3 separate regions of the Homo sapiens genome follow, and regions 1 and 3 are each linked to region 2. Evidence: chromatin loops called from intact Hi-C (ENCODE). Cell type or tissue: dorsolateral prefrontal cortex. All regions are shown on one strand. Links, peaks and the distances in the headings refer to the core of each region. The heading gives the core; the rest is flanking DNA.

Evidence for each region. Hi-C counts contacts between places; a loop is a spot of excess contacts. Peaks named below come from ENCODE experiments on the same cell type or tissue, not always from the same donor. Only the 100,000 strongest peaks of a DNase experiment are listed, where the experiment ranks them.
Region 1: a loop joins it to region 2, with 3 times the contacts of the local background. A loop is called at or near these places in 32 of 110 quality-filtered maps.
Region 3: a loop joins it to region 2, with 2.6 times the contacts of the local background. A loop is called at or near these places in 17 of 110 quality-filtered maps.

What each region holds. Positions count from the first base shown.
Region 1 is chr15:89,201,676-89,210,019 of GRCh38, forward strand. It overlaps ABHD2 (abhydrolase domain containing 2, acylglycerol lipase), which reads left to right. Exons shown (of 11, transcript NM_152924.5): 11 at 1-680. RLBP1 (retinaldehyde binding protein 1) reads right to left here. Exons shown (of 9, transcript NM_000326.5): 9 at 8,194-8,344. It also overlaps the pseudogene LOC124903574. Among named protein-coding and RNA genes, the nearest start is that of RLBP1, 16 kb to the right of the region's middle. RefSeq lists an enhancer at 5,557-5,626. In dorsolateral prefrontal cortex, for the core only: CTCF peaks have their summits at 5,339 (motif pointing right) and 5,544; a DNase peak (open chromatin) is centred at 5,366; H3K4me3 peaks cover 508 bases; H3K27ac peaks cover 1,085 bases.
Region 2 is chr15:89,426,897-89,435,240 of GRCh38, forward strand. No RefSeq gene overlaps it. Among named protein-coding and RNA genes, the nearest start is that of MIR9-3, 63 kb to the left of the region's middle. RefSeq lists a silencer at 4,085-4,144 and an enhancer at 6,990-7,519. In dorsolateral prefrontal cortex, for the core only: CTCF peaks have their summits at 3,983 (motif pointing left) and 4,200; a DNase peak (open chromatin) is centred at 3,985; H3K4me3 peaks cover 1,264 bases; H3K27ac peaks cover 1,218 bases.
Region 3 is chr15:89,552,352-89,560,695 of GRCh38, forward strand. No RefSeq gene overlaps it. Among named protein-coding and RNA genes, the nearest start is that of TICRR, 19 kb to the right of the region's middle. In dorsolateral prefrontal cortex, for the core only: a CTCF peak has its summit at 4,520 (motif pointing left); a DNase peak (open chromatin) is centred at 4,490.

The DNA.
Region 1 (8,344 bases), core at 2,271-7,270, 220 kb before region 2:
ATGGATTTCGCAATTTAAGATTTGTAGTGACTACATCTGTGAAGGGGCCTTTGAATTTGAGGTCTATGGGCGGGTCGAGGACCAGGATCTGCTCGTGCTTCGCCGTGGCCCCGGAGGCAGACGCCATTGGAGAGACAGCGCAGAGCAGGGGGCGGCTTGCTCGCTGGGGGCGGGGGACGATGGCGAGAGGGGAGGGGGAGCGAGTTCGCATCTCTCCTTTTCCTGGTTAGACTCTGTTCAACCACATTCTTATGTTGGCAGATCTGCTTCCAGATTGATTTTTAGAGCACCATCACTTTCACATTCCTGATTCTGATTTTGTTTTGTTTTGTTTGGGTTTTCTGAAACTTAAAATGCTGCCCCGAAAATACTATATTTTTGAGTTTGTGTTCTGAAAGCCTCCGTGCTGCTGGATCTTTGGGGGGAAATACAGGATCCTTCAGCACTGAGGTGTTTAAGATTTGCAACTAGCAATGCAATTTTTTCTAAATATGGGGATATTTACCTTTATTAAGAAATTATACTAAACATTGATGTCCTTGATCATTTTATGTTCTCATATTACTTTTGATTCTACTATGATTGTGTGGTGGTGAACAAAGATCATTACAAACAAAAACTGTAATTTTGTTATATTTGATTCAATGGAATTTACCTAAAAAATAAAGACTAAAAATGTGGTGTGGCTATGTGTCCTTTGTATAGTGCCAGTTTTCCATCTGAAAGGATTCTTCCTGTGTCTTCACCAAAGTATGAGATTAATGGAAATACACAAAACCCCATTTTTGCACCACAATTGATGTTAGTCCATCCTTGCAAACAAATACCAAAACCTTGACCAGGCCACAAGTGTCTTCACAACCCCATCTTCTCCGGGCAAGAAAGCCAAGAACTAAAATAAGTGAAGTATCTCTTTTCTACTTTTTTAATTTTTTAGAGAGAGGTTCTTGCTCTGTGGCCCAGGCTGGAGTGCAGTGGCATGATCACAGCTCACTGCAGCCTTGACCTCTTGGGCTCAAGCAGTCCTCCTGCCTCAGCCTACCGAGTAGCTGGGACTACAGGGACTTGCCACTGCACCTGGCTAATTGTTTAGTTTTTAGTTTTTTGCTATGTTGCCCAGGCTGGTCTCAAACTTGAGTTCAAGTAGTCCTCCTGCCTTGGCCTACCAAAGTGTTGGGATTACAGTTGTAAGCCACCATGCCCAGCCTCAGTGTTTTAATCACTTCTTAAAGTGGATCATGAAGACAAAATACAAGGCAAGGTGTAAATGGTGCTTGCCGTGTGTGATTTGTATGCTTTTCCAATAATGTTCTTTGAAAAGAACAGGTGAGGCCGGGTGTGGTGCCTCACGCCTGTAATCCCAGCACTTTGGGAGGCCGAGGCGGGTGGATCACCTGAGGTCGGGAGTTCGAGACCAGCCTGACCAACATGGAGAAACCCTCTCTCTACTAAAAATACAAAATTAGCTGAGCGTGGTGGCGCATACCTGTAATCCCAGCTACTCAGTAGGCTGAGGCGGGAGAATCACTTGAACCCTGGAGGTGGTGGTTGTGGTGAGCCGAGATCACGCCACTGTACTCCAGCCTGGGCACAAGAGTGAAACTTCATCTCAAAAAAAAAAAAAAAAGACTAAGTGAACATTTCCTAAGTCAAGATTATATTGGGTTGGTTGGGTGCTGGTGGTGTTTTCTTCTTTGAATCTGTCTGAACCCAAGCTAAGGGTCTCCCAGGACCAAGCACTGGCTCAGCCAGGAGGGTTCTACCACCCCCAAGAGACACACAGCTCCCTTCCCTCCTTGGCCACACAAAACCTTCGTCAAGTTAGGCAGGGTGGGGAGTGTTAGCTTTAGAAGTTGTGCATTAACAAAACCTAAAAATGCCTAGTGGCAAATTTCAAAATTCTTCCCTCTCTGGTCAGCAAGCTTTCCCTCGATTCATATCCCCCACAATATAGCCAGACTATTTTGGCCCAAGAAAACCAACTTGCAAAGAATACTACCTATGAAAAGACTACATGGAAGAGATTTCAGGTCCAGGGCATTGGGGAGGTCAGTGCCAGCTGCATGCCAATGTGGTCAGGCAGGACCAGTAGCACACATAGCTGCCCTCTCCTGAGGCAGCCATACAGCATTTGTGTTCAGTGACACCTCACTCACTGCCCCAGTCATGCTACTTTTTATTTTACCTTTCATTAACTGGCCTCTCTGCTCTAGTCCTATAGGGAGTACTTTCCCTTGGTGAGGATCAAACACCTTACTGGATGGCCCTTCATATGACAGCCTCCCCTCCTCACTTCTCTCTTGGGTGTCTTTAGAGGGAGTTACATGAAAGTGCTACCATATATCAGAGTGGTTGAAAGACATGACGGGCAATTTGGCCTCGAACTGGTGAACCCCTCCCCAAAGGGGATAAAATTAAATACCTCTCTCCATGTGGCTTTGTGTCACCCACACCTTCCTTTTGAGTCATGCTATCTACCACATTTACCCCAGCATCTCTGCTGAAGACTGGTTTCCTCTTAAAGTCATTTCCTCCTCATCTGATGATAGTTGGTGAAATTAACCTGAAATATATGAAATTCTCATTTCATTGTTTCTTCTCCCTTCTGCCTGCACCTCTCCCATCCCCAGAAATAAGTGAAACAAACACTGGAGACAAAGCACGAGTAACAACAGAGCCAGAGAGATTTGGAGCCAGAGTTGCTGGGTCAGGGTCCCATCCTCGCCATTTCTAGCTCTTTGATCCTAAGCAGGATTTAACCTCGGATTGTTATTTATTTATTTATTTATTTATTTATTTAATTTACCTATGGGAATAATTATACTAAGAATGCCTACCTCAGGATAATTGAGAGGTTCAGATGATATTTTTCAGAGTGCTGATGTTACTTTGGACAGTGGTTTGGCTTGATCTGTTTTGTTCCCACTCATACATCATCTCCAAGGTAGAAACTACAAGCAAAGTGTCTGACATGGTCCAGCTCCACATCAAAGCGTCTAACTGATGGGCTGCGAGGAAAGCAGAGCCCGTCCTGGTTATAGTTTCCAAAAACATTCCTGGGCTCAGAAGTGCTGACGAGCCACGTTGTGTGCACCATCAAACTCTAATCCTTGTCTTTTCCTTCATATGTGGGCACCTTGAGAAATCAAGGTGTATACATGTCCTGCCTACTGGCAAGGCGACTTCCGGGCACAGCCCCACAGTGGAACTTGCTTATTCTGGGACATTTAGCCTGTCAGCTGCAGTCTTCCCACAGGGCTCCTGCAGCCTTCTTCTCTGTTCTCTGCTCACATGCAAGGTTTGCCTTTAAACCCACAGATATGAATACTTACTAGAGTGGGGGTTCCTCCATATCCTCACCTCCATATGTCAACATACAGGGTTTAAAGCAGTGCACATTTGAGCCACCTGCTGGGAGGTAGACAACCACGGTTTTGTAAGCATTGATTGCCTTCTCTCTCTCTCTCTCTCTCTCTCTCTCTCTCTCTCTCTCTCTCTCTCTCTCCTCTCTGACAGGGTCTCACTCTGTTGCCCATTATTAATAGGAGAGCAGTAGTGTGATCATGGCTCAGGCAGCCTCGAACTCCCAGACTCGAGATCCTCCTGCCTCAGCCTCTTTAGTAGCTAAAACTACACTGCATTTGGCTGATTTTTCCTTTTTTTTTTTTTTTTTTGTAGAAACAGGGTCTTGCTGTGTTGCCCAGGCTGGTATTGAACTCCTGGCCTTAAGCAATCCTCCCGCCTCAGCCTCCCAAAGTGCTGGGATTACAGGTGTGAGCTGCTGTGCCTGGCCTGATTGGTTGTTTAATGTGCAATCCTCTGGGGGTCTTGTTAAAAATGCAGATTCTGATGCAGCATGTCTGAGATGTGGCTCCCATGGGGAGCTCCAAGGTCCAGCCCTCCTTGGACCGCCCTTTGAGTAGTGAGGCTCCAGGAGATCCCACAAGCTTCCAGATTTGACAATTCTGAGCTTCCTCAACTCCAGAGCCAAACCCCTAACCGAAAGTGGGATCAGAGGCCAGGCATGGTGGCTCATGCCTGTAATTCCAGCACTTTGGGAGGCCGAGGTGGGAAGATCACCTAAGGTCAGGAGTTCGAGACCAGCCTGGCCAACATAGTGAAGCCCTGTCTCTACTAAAAATACAAAAATTGGCCGAGTGTGGTGGCATGCACCTGTAATCCGAGCTACTCGGGAGGCTGAGGCAGGAGAATCGCTTGAAGCTGGGAGGCAGAGGTTGCAGTGAGCCGAGATCACACCACTGCACTCCAGCCTGGGTGACAGAGTGAGACTCTGTCTCAAAAAAAGAGAAGAAAAAGAAAAAAAAAAAAGGGGGGGGGGGATCAGCAGTAGTCCACTTCACCTCTTTTCCTGCTAGCTTGAGTTAAGAGAAAGGTATACCTCTTCTAGTAAGGCTTTGCCAGGCCCCCAGGCAGCACTAACCTCCTCCACTTTCCCCTGGGTAAACCCGAGGCAGTGGCCAATCTCATTGAGAGGCTCTCTGAAGCTGGTGCCCGCTTCCTTCCTGAGACCTCCACCCACAGCTTGATGAATTGCCTCCAGACTCTGCTGTCTCCATTCTCCCAACGTCCACATTAGCATGGCAGAAATGCACTGCTGCAACCTTCCAACCCTCAAATTACTTTGATGAGGCAGAATCCCTGCCTTATCCCAGATGTCCCCAGAAAGTGTCGGGTGCGGTGGCGCATGCCTGTAATCCCAGCACTTCGGGAGGCCAAGGCGGGAGGCTAACCTAAGGTCAGGAGTTCAAGACCAGCCTGACCAATGCGGAGAAACCCTGTCTCTACTAAAAATACAAAATTATCTGGGCGTGGTGGCGCATGCCTGTAATCCCAGCTACTCAGGAGGCTGAGGCAGGAGTATCGCTTGAACTCGGGAAGTGCAGGTTGCGGTAAACTGAGATCTCACCATTGCACTCCAGCCTGGGCAACAAAAGCGAAACTCCGTCTCAAAAAAAAAAAAAAAAAAAAAAACAAACAAACAAACAAACAAAAAAAAAAATCAGATATCCCCAGAAAGGAAGTTGTTATGGGCACCAAATGGTTGTCATAAAATTCACGTTTTGTTGTCCCCCTTCCCATAGCTGGTGGCCTTCAAAAGAGTATTTTATTGTCTCTCTCCAATAATGTGGGGGCCATTTGTAGGAATCACACACACAGGCAGCTGGGATTTTGTGAAGCTGAGCACGTCAGATTTTAACATTGGTAGTCTTCAGACACGTTTTCCCAAAAGCGGCACCACCTTCTCAGGCAAGGTCTGGCCCAGCCCACCCAGCTAACCCTCCTGCCCAGCTTGTCCCTGGAGGGGCAGTGTCAGGGCACGGCCAGCAGGGGGCGGCGCGAGCACACATTCAGAGCCGGCTCGCGGGATTCCCAACCCCTATGGCTTCTTCCTCAGAAAGCCACTTGGTTTTCTTATCAGACGGGGTCCCTGGGCTAAGGCCCCAGCCCTGCTGACCTTAGGGACGACCCCAGCATCCCATTCGGGTTTGAGTAGGAGCTAGGGCTGCCCCAAGAGTCTTCTGCTCAGCATGTGCCTGATTTCATTTATATATTTAGAGCTGCCACAAATTCAGAGTGGACCTGGACTGTGTCCAGGAGGGCACCTGGCAGCTCGGGGCTCCGGGGAAGATGGGAGTCAGTGGATAGGGATCAACCAGTGTTTCCCTCAGATTTAGGACCCAGGTCTTAAGGAAAAATTAGAAGTATATCATGAAAACGTAAAAGATACCCATTCTTTTTTTCTTTCTTTTTTGAGACGGAGTCTCTCTCTGTCACCCAGGCTGGAGTGCAGTGGTGCGATCTCGGCTCACTGCAACCTCCGCCTCTCGGGTGCAAGCAGTTCTCCTGCCTCAGCCTCCCGAGTAGCTGGGATTACAGGTCCCTGCCACCATGCCTGGCTAATTTTTGTATTTTTAGTAGAGATGGGGTTTCACCATGTTGGCCAAGCTGGTCTCAAATCCTGACCTCAAGTGATCTGCCCACCTCAGCCTCCCAAAGTGCTGGGATTACAGGCATGAGTCACTGCGCCTGGCCAAAAATACCCATTCCTTTTAATTATTTAACTCAGCCTCATCACCACCCCCTTCCATCAACACCTCCACGCAGGTCACCAGTGCCCTCCACCTTGGCAAACACTAGTCTCTATTCCTTTCTCACATGACCCCAAAGCACCATTGACAGTTCTCGTACTTGAAATACCTTCTTAGCTCCAGATGTTCATAAGCGATCTCTCAGGGTGAGGCCCCTTCTACCAGAGCAGCTTCATTCTTTTTAGGTTGGTGTTGTGTTTTGTTTTGTTGATACAGGGTCTCCCTCTGTTGTCCAGGCTGGGGTGCAGTGGCACAACCATGGCTAACTGCAGCCTCGACCTCCTGGGCTCAGGTGATCCTCCCACCTCAGCCTCCTGAGTAGTGGGGACTACAGGCGTGCACCACCATGCCCAACTAATTTGTGTATTTTTTGTAGAGGTGGGTTTCACCATGTTGCCCAGGTTGGTCTCAAACTCCCACGTTCAAGCAATCCTCCTGCCTCGGCCTCCCAAAGTGCTGAGATTATAGGCATGAGCCACATGCCTGCCCTTTTTAGGTTTAAATACCAAGGTTCCATGTGAGATTTCATTTGCAAAAATGAAGCCTCAACTTTTGGGACAAAATCCTCACTGGTTGATCTCCTACCCTTCTGCCCATAATAATTTGCTGTGATTCCTCCTCCAGCCTAGGAGTCCTATGTAAATACCATTTTTGTTTTCATGGATTTTATGACCATGGCTTGTTGACTGTGAATGTTATAAAGAAGGAAGTTTCTTGGGTAATGAGCATACACTACAAACCCTAGGAGTGAGAGAAGAAAGTATGTAAGAAATAAGTGCATATATATATCTATTTATAAATATATATATATATACACCCACACACACACATATGTATACATTGACATATACATGAACATGTACACAGCCTCACTGAAAAGCAAGAAAGAGAACTCTCAGTGGATCAGAGAAATTCCCAAAGGTGTGAAAGCAGATAGGACTGAATTGAATCCAAAGTCCAGAAAACGGTTGGAATATCCTGGCCCAAAAGGTAGGTGCAGCACTAAGGGTGCTTGATACCCACAAAGAATGGGGGTGACCCTACAGGCAAGAGCAGACAAGTCTTGGGTTGATTGACTGGGATGCCTTGGTGGGAACAACAAGCCTCGCCTACTGCCACTAGCCAGCCAGCGTCTGCTTCCATGTGGGAAAATGAGTGTAGCATCTTGGAAAAAGTATCTGTCAATGCTCAGGAGACCCATGCCCAGAAGAAGCCAGCACTTACCCAAGAGGGAACAGCATGCTCAGCAAACAGGGCATCTAACAGGGATTCTCACCTACAGAAATGAGCACACACCTGAAAATCACCAAGCACTTGAGGAAAGCCAACTCCACAGAAGGAAAGCATTTGTATTTGTCAAAATATGCAGATTTGGGCCAGGCATGGTGGCTCACAACTATAATCCCAGCACCTTGAGAGGCTGAGGTGGAAGGATGGCTTGAAGCCAGGAGTTGGAGACCAGCCTGGGCAATAGAGCCAGACACTTACCTCTACAAAAAATATGTAAATATTAGCTGGGTGCAGTGGTATGCGCCTGTAGTCCCAGCTACTCAGTAGGCTGAGGCAGGAGGCTTGCTTGAGCCCAGGAGTTTGAGGTTGCAGTGAACTGTGATTGCACCACTGCACTCCAGCCTGGGTGACAAGTGAGACCCTGTCTCAAAAAAAAAAAAAAAAAAAATGCAGATTTGGAAAGTGTAAGTTCATCACCGTAAAATGCCTGAGAGTGAAGACAAAAAAAGAGCTTTAACTCTATAACTTGAGGACTGAGTGAGTGCTCAGAGAAGATGCCACTTATAATTCGAAGTAGAACTGTCCATCCAGGCAAGGGGACTGGAGGAGACAGCTTTTGGTGGAAAGACTCCTTCTCCCAGACAGATGGAGGGAACATGACTGCCACCCTGGAAAGAGGTCCAAGTTCCTGACCACCCCACACACGTCAGACTGCACCTCAGCAAGGGGAGGAGGCCACCCCTGAATGAAGCCACTTCCAGGCCTCTTCCACCCTGGAATTCTGTGTGGAAAACTCCCAGCCTGCCTAGAGGCCACCAGGACTGCTGCGTTTGCCAAATCATTTGAACATATATCCTCTCTCTTTTATCTTCTTTTATTGCATTTTGGGGGCGAATAGGGGGATATTTTAACCCGGGCTCCTTGCCTGTTTTCACAGACTCTAAGTCGTAAAACTCTGTTACAAAGGAAATGACTGAGAAAATGAATTCGAGTCTTTGAAATAC
Region 2 (8,344 bases), core at 1,192-6,191:
GGCTTCTTGCCCATCTTCAATGGGCATGTAAATAGGAGTGGGAATGAAACATAGTTGCTTCAAGTCATTGAGATTTGGGGGGTTGCTGTCACCATAATACAGCCTACCCTGACTGATACACAGGGAGCTGGACTGGGTAGTTCCCGCATGTCTTCCAGATGTGCGCAACAGGCCGGGATTCTGCCAGGCTGGATTTTCTGTGGCTCGGGTCCACTCTTGGTTTACACAGTGGATACTGAGCCTGAAGCTCTTATGGAGACCTAGATTCATAGCCTTTCTGCCCCACCCACTTTGAGCCCCATGAACATTTCTCAGAGGTGGAGAGAAGCCTATAGCAGGAAGAAAACTGCAGCTGCTACTGTCTCCTCTGAGGTCTGGCCTTTAAAGGTGGCCGTTAAAGGGTCAGAAACATGAATGGCCATGTTGGCATCACTGTAAGAGGAAGCTGTATCCATGCTCACCAAGATCCCTTTTTCTGAGGGAAACCGAGGTAGTAGTGCCATTTAACCCAAACCATTCATGCCATTGTACCTAACAGTTGGTTGCCACTGTTTTCCTCATAAGAACATTTACCTCACAGGGCTGGAGATGCAGAGGCAGGGTATCCTCGGATGCCATAGCATCAGGGCTCGGTGACATCACCAAAGATCCAGGTCCCCCACCTCTGTTCTCCACATTGGCTTTATTCTCAGGAACATTTCCCTCATGAACACAAGATGGCTGCCAGTAGCCATCAGGCCCGTGTGGTTGCCTCCTTGTTCATGCCAAAGAGTGAAGATGCCAAAAATTGCTCCACCCAATCCACGAACCCATAGTCATCCCCGGGGGATTTCCATCTGCCGTCTGGCTCAGGCCAGCCATTCTCGATCCCATTAGGCTCAGGGTTCCCTTCTCATAACAAATATTACTATCCTGATGAAATCTGTAGAAGTAGGACCTACTTACACATGTAATTGCAAAAATAGCAATGCAATGCCCTAACTCTAAAAGAAAAACAAAAGGAAATGTATAATTAATAAAATATATTTCAAGATACATGCTGAGGCAAAAGTATTCTAGAAAACATAATGAAACAATCAGATGCTTTCACCTGCGCCTAAAAGCTCCATGAATGCGGTAGCAACAGATATGGGCAAATATAGGTGGGTTGTTTTGGTGACCAAAGCGCCACTGGTAACATTGCTACCAGTGACATGATTGTGTTGAGGTGGTAACTCTTGGGAAGATACCAGTGAAACAAAGCATAGGCCTCCTCAATGTGCACAGTGGCGGTTTGCTGCAGTATGCTTTCAATATATATGAAAGTCTTGCAAAAAAACCTTTCTATTAATATGTCACATGAGATTAGATTCTAGGCTCAGATTTTTCACCTACATTTCTGTCCAGTGGAACATTTGAAAGTCACGTGGGGCTCAGGCCAAAGTTTTGCTATGTGCAACTGTCAGGAATTCTAACCTCGATTCCTGCTCACCAAATGCCCACAGTGCCCCCATCATTACCAATTATGTTCCACAAAAATTTAAACACCCTGTGGGATGCAGCTGCTCCTCTCAAAAACCTGTGGTCTTGTCCAATCATGAATCCTTTGCTGGGCCTGCAATAGGGTGGCTGCCTGGGATTCTATTAGGAAGGAGAAAGAGGGAGTGGAGGTAGGGAGGTTGCCAAGTGTCCTCCCCAGGCCTCAAGCTCACCTGTTACTCATAGGATTCATGGTTCAGTCTAGAGTCCCTCTGTGGGACTGAAACATCTTAGAAGACTCACAGAAGGGCTCTCAGGAGGACGTTTGCTTAGGGGGTGTATGTGTGTGTGTATATATGTGCGTGTGTATGTGTGTGTGTTTTCCATTGAGCTGACTGGCATAGGGAATATTCATGCCTCTCAGTCAGAAAGAAAGAATAGACAGAGATGGTTCAGTTCTGGTTCTGTGCCTACCAGGAGAGAATAAGCTTCCTCCTCTCAACTTTTCCCAGGACACTCACCCTCAAACATATCCAGCTCTTCCTGCAAAGCTCCTTTCCTGCTATTACCTCATTGGACCCTTGCCTCCTGTTGGGTTACTCATATTTTTTTAAATTATTAACTTATAAGAACTCTTTACATATTATAGATATCATTCCTCTTTTACTTATGTTGTAGACATCTTCTTCCATTGGTCACTTTTCATTTACCTTCATATGAGGTATTTTTTGCTTCATGGAAGTTTTAAATTTTTATGTAATCAAGCCTGGGAATCCAGATGCCTTTGCATGCACCAGGATTGTGGGGCAGGGTGAGCTGGTGACGGAGGCCTGCTGTGGTGAGAGAATTGTGACACAGGAAGGCCAGCTCACAGGCTTGTGCCTTGAGACTTGGCAAATGTCCAGCAGCCTGGACAAGCCCTCCCCTCCACTCCTCTCCCCAGGAGGCACAGCCATTTGCAAGGCCTGGGATGTGGACTTTCTCCTAAATCCCACCAAATAACCCTCTGGAGTCATGAATAGCTGGCAGTGCTGTCTGAGGAAGGCCAAGAGGTCCCTGAAGGTCCTCTCTTGGCTTCAGGACTGGGGTGTGCAGGGCATCAATGTGATCCAGTGGAGGCCACCAAGATCTGGAAGCCAGAGTTGACAGGATGAGTCTCAGTGCACCAACTAACTGGCTGTGTGGCCTTGGGGCAGTCCCTGCCCTGCTCTGGGCTCAGCTTCCTTTTCTGTCCAGGGAGTGGGCTTGACTATTGTGGTGTAGTTTCCACTCACTGATGCTATCCCACCACTGTTGCTCCACACACACACCCTTGAAAGAGCCCTGCTGTTGGGGGCTGCCCTCAACCTGGCCTGCTCAGACTCCTCACTTGGGGCAGGAGGGGGCTTTGGCATGAGGATATCTAAGAGTATCCAAGCCTCAGAAACTTGCTCCTGGTATGGGATGTGACTTCTGAGCCTCCCTGGTGCCTGGCTTCAGCCCTGGAAGTATAGAATGGAGGCAGGTCCTGGGGATCCCCCACTGGGCTTCCCTGCCGCAACATGTCAAACCTATCAAAATGCACTCACATTCTGCTCTGTGAATTATGTGACAATTGGCTGGTTGGCATGAGTTCCATTCTGTAGACATCTAATTAAACATTTGTTCATTTGGATTTTGTAGTTTCCTTTTTAAAATCTGGGAGCAATACTTCTGTTTTTCATGCCCTTATATTTTTGTTGCCCCAGAAAAATCCATAAGCCAAGCCCTGTGCCTGTCATCACTGCTGGAGAGCCCAGCGGTGTGCTCACACCCCACCTCCCCACCAGGCCAGGTCTCCTCCAACTCCTCCCCAGGACCAATGCCCAGCTCTGAAGGTCTCCCTGCCTCCGCCTCTGTCTCTCCAGCTCATCTTACACAACACAGTTGAAATGATCTTAACTGACTTGTTTTTATTATAAAGACTTTACAAATTTTAATTTAATAGTTTTTGTTTCATGTATTTTTCAGAAAGTTGATCCATTTCCATAGCTCAAAATGAACAAAATACACGGAGTGAAAGTTACCCCATCCCTGTGCCCAGCCACGAATCTCATTTTCTGAGGACACAAATGTCCCCCATTTTAAAATATCTTCCAGATATATCCTATGAACACTCACAATGTATGGTCTTTATTTTGCACCCTTCCTTCGTTTTTAAAACACAAATAATAGCACACAGAGCGCCTTTCTAAGCACACGTCCGCTCAGACCTTTGCTCGCCTCGTGGGAAAGCCTGAGCTTTTCCGGCTGGGACTAAAGGCCCTCCGTGACGCAGCCGCTTCTGAGCGCCCTTCCACGTCCTCGCTCGCCGCCAGGCTGTGCACACCTAGATCCCATTGTGAGCCCCCCGCCAGGCTGTGCGGTGCTCAGGGACAGAGGCTGTACCTCATTTGTCTGGACTCCCCAGGGCCAGTCACGGTACCTGGCACCGAGGGCGCTCAGCAAACGTCGCCGAGAGAGTTCGGAAGCGTCCGGAGGCGGGGATCGCTTTGCCACAGCGACACCTCGTGGTAGATTTCGGAAGTGCAGCAGAGACGGGGCAAGGGGCAGGAGTAGGCGGCAGAGGCGGTCTTTGTGGCTCAGGACCTTCACTGGGGCCTGAATCCTCTTCTATTCCTTCCTGCCGTCCATTCCCGACCCCACCTTGTCCGCCGGCGCCCAATCTGGGACCCACCCTCCCACCACCGGGACTACTATTGGCTGGAGAGACCCACCCACTCGTGATTAGCGGACTTGGGCACTTAGCAGAGGGTGCACGTGCCCGTGTGTGTGTGTGTGTGTGTGTGTGCACGCACACCTGTCTCAGGGGGTACCTAGCATATACCCTGAGCAGATTTTTAACACCTGCCCTCTTCTATAAGACAAAATTATTGGCAGTAGTAATCATGAAATGAGTAACAATAAATGGCAGGCAGCCAAAATTTTCTTTTATTGAATTTCCTATATAAACTCATGCCAATTCAAAAATAAATAAAATAAGAAATAGTCATTATAGTTAAAAAAGGGAAAAAATGGGCAAATAGTTTTAAATTACATTATTTAAACAAAGGGGGGGAATATACTTACATACTGATTTGTCCCAGTAATGAATAACATTACATTAGAATTAAATAAGACTAAAATACGAATAATCTGCAAAGAAGAGACTTCAACTTTAAACGTATTGTTCAAATTCAATAAAATATTCCCTATATAATGTAAAATTTGCATTTTCCAAACAAAAACTATTGCAGCTTCACAGCTTGCTCTCTGATTCACAGTTTTAAATTTTAGTCACAAATAAAATTAAGCAATTCAAGTTCTGTTCTACAACTTCATTATCATGGAGCTAGGGCCTGGAGACACAGCCTGCACCGGAAGTGACTTGGTAGATGCCAACCATCAAAACCTGTCTAGAGGCCAACTGCGGAGCCAGGAGTTCTTGGAATTAACTTTCACGTAGAACACAAGGTTAACTAAAGGATAAGTAATATAAATGTGCATATTTGAAGCCTACATATGTAATCCCAGCTATTCGGGAGGCTGAGGCAGGAGAATTGCTTGAACTTGGGAGGCAGAAGTTGCAGTGAGCCGAGATCACTGCACTCCAGCCTGGGCGACAAGAGCAAAATTCCATCTCAAAAATAAATAAATAACTAATAAAAATAAAATAAACAGTTTAAGACACAAAAAGATAAATGTGTGATTCTACTCATGTGAGGTACCTAGAAAAGGCAAATTCGCAGAAACAGAAAGTAGAATAGAGGTTACCAGGAACTGGGAGATGGGGAATGGAGAGTTATTGTTTAATAGGTACAGAATTTCTGTTTAGGATGATGAAGAAGTCCTGGATCGTGGTGATGGTCACACAACATCGTGCATGTACTTAATGCCAACGAATTGCACACTTAAAAATCATTAAAACATCACAATGAAAAAGCAGTTAAATGATAAATTTTGTGTTATGCATACTTTACCCCAATAAAAAAATTGGAATAAAACAGGTAAGAATTAACAGAATAATTTGGGGAGGGGAATGGAGCATTGTTTTACGGACACGGTTAAGGAATTGCAGTGCAAGTTGATAATCAAAAGCATGGTGACTTTTAAATTCTCTGCAGACAAAGTACTTGCCTGCTCCTGGCTGGCTCTGTCCTACCTCCTGGCCCTTGGGACACCACTGGTGTGTTTATCTTTGTGGGTCCATGGTTTGGTTGTCCTTTTTGTGTGTCTGAGTCTGTGAGGTATTTGTCTTTGGGTTTCCAATATGTGTGTCTTGGTCTCTCTGCTTAGGTCCCATTCTACGTATATTTGTGTGTTGTGTGAGGAGTAAATGAGATGATCAGGGCCAGGCACACATCACAGTGCCCATGATAAAGATCCAACAGCCATTGTCTGCTGTGTGCTTGTGTGTGTGTGTGTTCATCTTTGTGTCTCCCTGCATCTATTGGTGAGGGGGTCTAGTGTCTCTGTGCGTATGTTTCTGTACATGTCAGCGGTGTGTGTGACAGGCACAAGATCCACCCCTGCTCCCTCTCTCTGGCCTAGGGGTGAGTGGATGGGGCTGTCAGGGAGGGGTGTTGGGGTGTTGCTGCCCTCAGTTCTCAGGCTTAGGGATCTCCCAGAGCTGGCCTGATGGAAGAGGGTGCCCCACAGCCTGGCTTTCTGGACAGCCACACCAAAATGTCTCCGAGGCTATTTTCTGGGTGAGTCCCAGGCCTTCCAGAAATCCCAGCTGGCCCTGCACTTGCTCATCCATGGGGCCCAAATGGAACTGTCAGGATTGGATAGCAAATAACCCCAGCAGTATCCAAGGCCCCTTGAGGATACCTTGATCCACGTCCTTATACAGAACTAGTGGTGTGAGTCATTAGAGCAAATGGCCTGGAAGCCACATGCAACTCAAATCCTGAACTGGTGTCTGGAGACACAATCCATGTCCCTCCCCTAGCTGGGGAGCCTGGGCTCATCATCAGGTACCTCTGTGGGTCTCAATTCTGCAACCTTCCAAGTGGGCACAGTCACTCCAGTTGGAATCCCTTCTTCCCTCCCTCCCTCCAAATGCACCCTGCAGCAGTCTTTAATGTGAGTCCCTTTCAAGGCCAACAGGATGAGCCTTGTGAAGGTCTTTAGCATTCAGAGCCCTTGATGAATAGGTGGGGTGGGGTGGGGGCAGGGAGGGGGTCTGCCAAGGCCGGCTGGCAGTCCTGCAGCTTCAGAGTCTGGAGGGAGCAGGGCAGACTCACAGAGGGGAACTGAGGCCCTTACACATACTTCCCTTTCCAGCTCCAAGGTTCCCAAGTGGAGGTGGGGTACGGGTGGCCAGGAAACTCCAGTTTCCTGAACAAAGGTCAGCCCCTCTTGCCGCTGATGCTCTTTTGGGAGCCTTGGCCTTGGCCAGCAGGAAAGAAAGGCTCCTTCTCTCTGGGTGGGGGCAGGTGCTGGCACAGGGCTGCCTGGGAAACAGAGTCCAGTGTCTGGCTCCAATGGGCATTCAGACACCCAGGGCCTGGCAGGCTCTGCCAGCTGCCTGAAAAAGTGGGCATTGTCCTGTCTTCACCCACGCCAAGGGGGCCTTCCCTCCACTGCTCCTGGGAGCCTGGCTGACTCTTGCTTCCAGGGTGGGCTGGGACCCAGAAGTGCCCACATCCAGGCACCACAACCAGCTCTGTGGGAGGAGTGGCAGGTGTGGGCTTGGGGGATGGGCTGGGACTCATTCTTATTCTCATTCAAGTGATTGGAGTTGGGGAAAAGAGTTCTGGATTCTGAACCACTCTCTGAGCTACAGGAAGGTCTGATTTGGGGCTGTGTGTGTGTGTGTGTGTGTGTGTGTGTGTGTGTGTGTGTGTGTGTACCAAGCAGCAGGGACACAGGGCCTCTCAGATGCTTTGGGTGTCCCGTTTCCCATCTGTGTGGTCTGCTTCTGTTCTGACATTCTTTCCTCAGCTTTCCATGCTAGCAAGAAGCCACAGAACTCCTTCATTAGTCTAGAGCTCTGGGAAGGGAGCTCCTGAATGCACTGATGAGCTTAGGAAACCCACTTCCTGATGGGGAGACTCAGCAGGACAGGGGGCTTGTGTGGGTCGTTTCCCCACTCCAGGAAACGGGCCTTGCCTTCCGGGAGTGAGCAAAGCTGATGAAGAGGGGGCCTTCTGCTCTTTCATCCATGACACACAGGTGACTGAACGCAATGCGGTGCCCTGGACTGGATCCTAGAACAAAGCACATTCCCGGAAAAACTGGTGAAATCCTAATAAGTATGGAGTTTAGTCCATGGTGTTATAACAATGTTAATTTCTTAGTTATGGCAAATGTACCATGGCGATATAAGAGGTTAATGTTAGGGGAATCTCACTGTACCATCTGCAATGTTTCTGCAAATCTAAAGTCATTTCAAAATTAAAAGGCAGGTGGATGCTGTAGCACGAGTGTTTACCACCCCCATCTCTTTACCCTCAACATACTCTGCTTACTAAGATTGCTGGAAACCGTAGCCCAACACTGCTTCTGAATACAGCTAACGTGCAGTTAATGACCATTCCATATTCACACGGGGCCTAAGGAACATAACTACTATTTAGAGACCAGATCGTCATGAATGTCAGGGGCTTGATCCCAGGCACCTCGTTTAATGCACTCCCCATCCTACAAGCAGTAGCTCTAACTTGTATGAGAGATGGAGAAACCTTGGATCAGTGGGGTTGTGAAGCTTGCTGAGGTCCCACAGCCAGAACTGCAGAGCCCAGTCTTGTTGAATTCCGAGTTGGGGTGCTTTGGGGGTGCTTGCTGGAGTACTGTGCCTGTATCTGACAAACCAGCTGGCTAAGGAAATGGGTCCTGTGATGTGAGGATAGTTCGGAAGAGGAGCTGTTTCAAAGCCTGCAGG
Region 3 (8,344 bases), core at 1,396-6,395, 130 kb after region 2:
GACAGACCACATATCAGGCACAGTTTGCTAGCTCATTTGTTTCCCAAGAGAAAGAAAGGAAAAAAAATCAGTAATGGTACGTAACTGTGGGGAACAGCAGGTGCTTTAGGCCAAACTTATTGAAGGGTCTGCTGAAACACTCTTGTTCTAGCACGGAAGTCACATAAATTTTACGTGCTACTCCATGATATAGCAATGTATCTTTTCTCAGCATTTTTAAATAGAAAATTTTAAACATAATGATTTTACAGTCAAAATTCCTACACCCATCACCCAGATTGTACTATTAATTTTTACTACATTTGCTACGTCTCATCTCTATCCATCCATCAATCCACTTTATTTTTTATGGATCCAAAAATCTATTGCAGACATCGACACCCTTTCCCCTAATTACTTCAGCATGCCTTTCATTAACTAGGGTTCAGTATTGTTTAATTTATTATTATTATTTTTTTTTGATACGGAGTCTTGCTCTGTTGCCCAGGCTACAGTGCAATGGCATGATTTCAGCTGACTGTAACCTCTGCCTCTCGGGTTCAAGCAGTTATCCTGCCTCAGCCTCTTGAGCAGCTGGGATTACAGGTGCACGCCACCACACCTGGCTAATTTTTGTATTTTCAGTAGAGACGGGGTTTCACCGTTGGCCAGGCTGGTCTCGAACTCCTGACCTCATGATCCGCCCACCTCGGCCTCCCAAAGTGCTGGGATTATAGGTGTGAGCCACCTCGGCCAGCCTTGTTTAATTTTTTGAGGTGAAATTCATAAGCAAAAAAATGCAGCATCTTAAGTGAAACTTTTCCAAATTTTGACAAATGAATAAACCGGTGCAACCCAATCCCTACCAAGATATAGAGCAGTACCTAACCCCATTACCATTCCCTCCTGCCTCTTCCTAGTCAATCCCTGCCCCACCTACCAGACAAAGCCACTCTTGTAATTCTTTTCCTCCATAGGTTAGATTTGTCTGTTCTGGAACTTTATATAAATTGAATTATATCGAACATTTTCTTTTGTGTAAGGCTTCCTTCACTAAACGTAATGATTTTGAGAGTCACCTATGTTACCACATGTATCTGTAGTTTGATCTTTTTTATTCTGAGTAGTATTTCATTGTGTGACTCTAGCACTGTTACCCATTTTCCTATTATTGATGCACATCTAGGCTGTTTCCAGTTTGGGGCTATTATGAATAAGGTTGCTATAAACATTCTTGTACACGAAATATACTCCCAATGTTGTGCGATCATCACCACCGTCCAACCCATATCATAGTTTCATCTCAGGAAACACTTTTCATTTGACCCTACACTTTTGAAGAATGAATTCAAAATGGATCCTCCAGCCCTTTACTCCTAAACCACTTGGCAGCCCTAGAATTCACAGTGTGATAGAAATCTTTGCTCATGCTCCCATTAGCTGGTCCAGGTCTCACTGGTTTAGCCCAGCTCAGGGTTGTGAAACTGCAGGTCCACAGTCCTGAAGGGGATGGTGTGGCTTCCTAGGAGGGTGGGGCCTCAGCTGTAGCCCTCCCCTCTGCTCTGGCCAAGGCTCTATTAGGAAGGTTGCAATCCTGCTCGCTCCCCGAAACTCAAACTGAGGTCTCCATTCCTTCTCATTCCTTCACCCGGGACCTCACAGCTCCCCTGAACCTCTATAAGCCCCTCTGAGTATTGTGTTTGTGGTGAGGGGAATTTGAGCTCCTTCCTCAAAAGTGAGGCTAACCCCCATTGAGGGGAGCCAGAGGCTGATGGCCATCAGGGTGTGGCCTGCTCCCACCCTGGCTGCCACACTCTGGTTCTTTGCAGCGTAACTAGGATTCAGAGAAGGTGTTCGATTTTATACAGAGTTTCAGCCTGAGTCTGTGTTAGCCCCATCTCCTGACGGGCTCCCATGAGGAGACTGGGCGGCCTCCCCAGGGGACCTGCCTTTTGTCCTTGGGTTCCCGGATCGGTGAATGGACCCAGTGTTCCAGATCATTCTCACAGGTGAGGGGTTTCTGGGCTCTGTGCAGTCCTGATAAGACAGGCCTGGGCCGCAACTCACTGGCTGTAGCCACGGCTCAGCTCCCCTGGCTAGAAAAAGGAGGGCCAGTCCCACAACGGTCTGGGATTACACTGGCCTGTAGACACTGTTTGGCCAGGGAGTACTGCTGGGGTAGGAGGGGGTGGAGCATGAGGAAGAGCATAGGGTCCGAGGCCTCAGGCTAGCAGGGGTCAGATAGAGGACAGGGCACCTCTCTGACCACTTCTATACCCCAGTCCACCTCCACAGCCTCTCTGAACCACAGTCCTGGCCCCTGCCTCGCAGTCAGTAGAGGGACCACTTCATCAGCTGTGTGATGCCTAGCAACGTATCCTTTCTGAGCTATAAAAACGGAGACCTAAAAAAAGACTCATCCGGAAGAGTTTTTGGAGGATCAAATACAAACGCTCCTCAGCACAATGCCAGGGACTCAGAAAGTGTGTGGTCAACTTTATTTTCCTGTTGCTTTCTTCTCTATAACAGCTTTTCACAAATTGCTCTGGCTTTACAAAGGAAGCTAGGCAAGCTGGAAGATCCCAGAAACAGAAGGAACGCCGCTCCTGTCTCTTCATGCCCAGAAATACTGCCACAAATGGATGGCTTCCCCCAGAGACCACCAGGTACCACTGGAGTAGACCCTGGGCAGAGTGGATGCTGTAGAGAAAAATCCATGTCCCCAGGAGACCTGCCCCTTAGCTAGACCCACCAGGGACACATATTCATCGTGTGACTGTCAGCAAAACTTCACAGACCTGAGACCTCAAGACTCCCTGCCCAACTGCAGCAAGAGTGGTCCAGATCCCTCAGCTGCTTTTTCAAAGGAGGGGAAGGATATTTTTGTCATCATCACCCTCAAATAGAAACTAGAGTCTTAGAACAAGGGAGCCGTTTACTCACATGCCCAGACCCCTCCCCCAGTCCAGTTTAATTAGAATTTCTGGGGATGGGGCCAGCTTTGGGTATTTTCTTAATGTCCGTAGGTACTTCTAATGTGTAACTAGAGTTAAGAACAACTGGTCTAGTCCAACCTCCTCATTGTAGGGATAAAAACACACAGCGGGGAAAAACAGCCCTAGAAAGCTTAAAAGAAATAAAATATTTAAAGTGACAGACTATAGCGCAAAGTACGTGCCTAAAAGATGGACACTGTTATCATGTCATAATTAGAAATAGTGCCCCAGACATGGCTGGTTTCATGGTCATGTGACGTGTATCATGGCACAGGCTCGCATGCTTCGCAGGCACCTGTGCTTTGTTTCTTGCTCTGATGTTGCCATCTTGAAATTCTTAATTTTTAAACAAGAGGTCCTGCATTTTCACTTTGCACTGGCCACAGATCACACAACTCTTAAACACAGAGTAGATCATCACTGCATTAAAGAAAGGTGGCTCAGGGCCAACCCTGTCTCTTCATGCCCACAAATACTGCCACAAAGGGATGGCTTCCCCCAGAGACCACCAGGTACCACTGGAGTCCTAAGACTCTGTGCAGAATGGATGATGTAGAGGAAAATCCATGTCCCCAGGAGACCCGCCCCAGGGCTCAGGGCTCAGAGGCTGCAGGGTGTGGGGCAGGGAGGGCTGGGATGCAGCTTCCTCTGCGCATGTCCCCTAGCCTGGCTCTCTACCGCCACAACGCTGGGCCCTCCATTGCCCAAGGAACTCCCTTCTCCTCTCTACTGTATCAGGGCAGAGGCTGTCCTTGCATCTCCTGGGGGAAGCAGTGTAGACTACTGGAAAGAGACTGGGATCAGTCAGGCCCGGGTCATAACTTCAGCACTCCCTCTTACTGGCTATGAGAGGTCCTCTGAGCCTCAGTTCCTCATGTGTAAAAGGGAGGAAATAGCCCGGGTGTGGTGGCTCACACCTGTAATCCCAGCACTTTGGGAGGCCGAGGCGGGCGGATCACCTGAGGTCGGGAGTTCGAGACCAGCCTGACCAACATGGAGAAACCCCCGTCTCTACTAAAAATACAAAATTAGCCGGGCGTGGTGGCACATGCCTGTAATCCCAGCTGCTCGGGAGGCTGAGGCAGGAGAATCACTTGAACCCAGGAGGCGGAGGTTGTGGTGAGCCGAGATCGTGCCATTGCACTTCAGTCTGGGCAACAAGAGTGAAACTCCATCTCAAAAAGAAAAAAAAGAAGAAGAAGAAATAATGCCCGCCTTGCAGAACCACTATGAGGAGAACCCAGCACATCATGACTGTCCCACCAGATGCTGGAAATATGTGAATTCTCTTCCCTTTACAGGGAAGAGGGAGAAGCATCTTTCTCCAAAAGAATGGGGCCCCAGTGTTCCAGGTGCAGCCTGTCAGTCACCCAGAGTCCTTTGTCTCCCTGGGAGGCTCAACTACAATCAGTTCCCAGGCTTCTGCTTGTCTTATGAAAACTAAGGATAGGCAGTTCTTGGGAAAGGTTTAATTCCGGAGTGGCATGCAGGCTTCAGAGCCCTTTGTAAAGAGTTGTTGCTGCTGCCCTCTAGTGGTAACTTGTCGGTATCTGCACAAATTCCCAACTTCCTTTGGGTAAGTAATGAATACTTAATAACATACTACAACACAATTTAAAAAATAATGTATTGAGTCCCTACTCTGTTAAGAACTAGGGATATGAAGACAAATAAAACGCAGTTCTTTCATTCTAAGAATTTACAGTTTAGAAAATGCGGCAAACTCTTAAAGAGGTTGCTTGAATATAACCCAATATGATAAGGTTTTTTTCTTTTTTTTGCCCAAAGGAGATAAGTTTTGTGTTTTTTTATTATTATTTTTTAGTCTGTAAGACACAATCTTTATTCTTTTTTTATTATTATACTTTAAGTTCTAGGGTACATGTGCACAACGTGCAGCTTTGTTACATATGTATACATGTGCCATGTTGGTGTGCTGCACCCATTAACTCATCATTTACATTAGGTATATCTCCTAATGCTATCCCTCTCCCCTCCCCCCACCCCACAACAGGCCCCATCCTGTGTCCAAGTAATGTCCAATGTAATGTTCCCCACCCTGTGTCCAAGTGTTCTCATTGTTCAATTCCCATCTATGAGTGAGAACATGCGGTGTTTGGTTTTCTGTCCTTGCGATAGTTTGCTCAGAATGATGGTTTCCAGCTTCATCCATGTCCCCACAAAGGACATGAACTCATCCTTTTTTATGGCTGCATAGTATTCCATGGTGTATATGTGCCACATTTTCTTAATCCAGCCTATCATTGATGGACATTTGGGTTGATTCCAGGTCTTTGCTATTGTGAATAGTGCCTCAATAAACATACGTGTGCATGTGGCTTTATAGCAGCATGATTTATAATCCTTTGGGTATATACCCAGTAATGGGATGGCTGGGTCAAATGGTATTTCTAGTTTTAGATCCTTGAGGAATCGCCACACTGTCTTCCAAATTGGTTGAACTAGTTTACAGTCCCACCAACAGTGTAAAAGTGTTCCTATTTCTCCACATCCTCTCCAGCACCTGTTGTTTCCTGACTTTTTAGTGATTGCCATTCTAACTGGTGTGAGATGGTGTCTCATTGTGGTTTTGATTTGCATTTCTCTGACGGCCAGTGATGATGAGCATTTTTTCATGTGTCTGTTGGCTGCATAAATGTCTTCTTTTGAGAAGTGTCTGTTCATATCCTCTGCCCACTTTTTGATGGGGTTGTTTGATTTTTTCTTGTAAATTTGTTCAAGTTCTTTGTAGATTCTGGATATTAGCCCTTTGTCAGATGGGTAGATTGTAAAAATTTTCTCCCATTCTGTAGGTTGCCTGTTCACTCTGATGGTAGTTTCTTTTGCTGTGCAGAGCCTCTTTAGTTTAATTAGATCCTATTTGTCAATTTTAGCTTTTGTTGCCATTGCTTTTGGTGTTTTAGACATGAAGTCCTTGCCCATGCCTATGTCCTGAATGGTATTGCCTAGGTTTTCTTCTAGGGTTTTTATGGTTTTAGGTCTAACATTTAAGTCTTTAATCCATCTTGAATTAATTTTTGTATAAGGTGTAAGGAAGGGATCCAGTTTCAGCTTTCTCCATATGGCTAGCCTTCTCCATATGGCTAGCCAGTTTTCCCAGCACCATTTATTAAATAGGGAATCCTTTCCCCATTTCTTGTTTTTGTCAGGTTTGTCAAAGATCAGATGGTTGTAGATGTGCGGTATTATTTCTGAGGGCTCTGTTCTGTTCCATTGGTCTATATCTCTGTTTTGGTACCAGTACCAGTACCCTGCTGTTTTGGTTACTGTAGCCTTGTAATACAGTTTGAAGTCAGGTAGCATGATGCCTCCAGCTTTGTTCTTTTGGCTTAGGATTGCCTTGGCAATGCGGGCTCTTTTTTGGTTCCATATGAACTTTAAAGTAGTTTTTTCCAATTCTGTGAAGAAAGTCATTGGTAGCTTGATGGGGATGGCATTGAATCTATAAATTATCTTGGGCAGTATAGCAATTTTCACGATATTGATTCTTCCTATCCATGAGCATGGAATGCTCTTCCAGGAGATAAGTGTTAATAAGAACAATGATTCCCACAGCTTCTGGTTCTACACAAAATGGAGTAGACACATTTATTCCTATTCTTCCCATTATGTAAAGCTAAAAACTCTTGAATATCATATATAATAAACATAAGAAGACTCTGAAAGGTTGAGGGGAAAGGAGACTGGCTGGGGAACTTGGGACCCAGGGAAAGACACAGCGGGAGTTCTCTGAGTTTTCTTTTTCTTTTCTTTTTTTGAGGCAGGGTCTCATTCTTTTGTCCAGGCTGGAGTGCAGTGGTGTAATCATGGCTCGCTATAGCCTCAACTTTCTGGACTCAAGCAATTCTCCCACCTCAGCCTACCCAGGAGCTGGGACCACAGGCATGTGCCACCATAACCAGCTAATACATTTTAATTTTTATGTATGTATGTATTTCTTTATTTTTTGAGATGTAGTTTCGCTCTTGTTGCCCAGGCTAGAGTGCAATGGCACATGATCTTGGCTCATTGCAGCCTCTGCCTCCTGGGTTCAAGCAATTATCCTGCCTCAGCCTCCTGAGTGGCTGAGATCACAGGGGCCTGCCACCACGCCTGGCTAATTTTTTATATAGTTTTTTAGAGATACAGGGTTTCACCATGTTGCCCAGGCTGGTCTCAAACTCTTGACCTCAGGTGATCCACCTGCCTCGGCTTCCCAAAGTGCTGGGACTTCAGGCGCGAGCCACGGTGCCCATTTTTTTTGTAGTGATGAGGTCTCACTATGTTGCCTAGGATGGTCTCGAACTTCTGGGCTCAAGCGCTCCTCCCACCTCAGCCTCCCAAAGTGCTGAGATTCAGGTGTGAGCCATGACACCCAGCCTCTGGGTTTTAATTTTGCCTTAATTGTATCTTAACTGGATCCTGGAGAAGCTGACAACTTAATACAACAATGGACACAGACAAGAGAAGCCCCAAGAAGGGCTGCTCTCTAGTCAAGCGACCAGGAAAGGAGCAGCCTAGCAAGACAGAAACTTTTAGCCAATAATCACTCTAGTGCAGCCAAACTCCACAGAGTAAACAAATGGTGGAAAAGCTGAGTGGGAGCCTGGACTTCCACCCTCGCACAGCTGTAAAGAGGCGGCCCCTTCTTCTGCCAGGGTGGTGTCAGAGAAGCCTAAGTGGAAGGCTGGCACTTTTATCTCCATTCAGTGGCAATGAGGCCCAGCCCCTGCAAAGTCAGTGGAGGCCACTTGGGGAACCACATCCATCCAAAGGTTAGGATGCTCTCTCCCTCCCTGCTGGGACAGTGGCAGAGGAGGCCTGGTGGAGAGCCAGGACTTTCACCAAAACCAAGTGAGAACGAGGCACCCCTCTTCCTCCCTGCCTGGAGGTGGTCAGAGAAGGCCGAGTGGGAAGCTGGAACTCCCTCCATCTCTCTGTGGTAAGGAGGTTCCCCTACCCATGGTGTCAGTGGAAGCCCCATGGGGCCAGGCAGAAGTGGCACAATATTTTCGAATATTGTTTTGAGAACTGTTTTGTGTCTAGAAGTTTTATGTGAAGAATTCTACATCCAGTGAAAATATCCTTCAGGAATAAAGGAAAAATTAAGACATTCTCTACTGAAGGAAAGCTAAGAGAGTTCATCACCCCCAGATACCTACTTCCTAAAAGAATGGTTAAAAGGGCCGAGCGCGGTGCCTCATGCCTGTAATCCCAGCACTTTGGGAGGCAGTGACGGGTGGATCACTTGAGGTCAGGAGTTCAAAAATAGCCTGACCAACATGGTGAAACCCCGTCTCTACTAAAAATACAGAAATAAGCTTGGCGTGGTGGCACACGCCTGTAATCCCAGCTACTCAGGAGGCTGA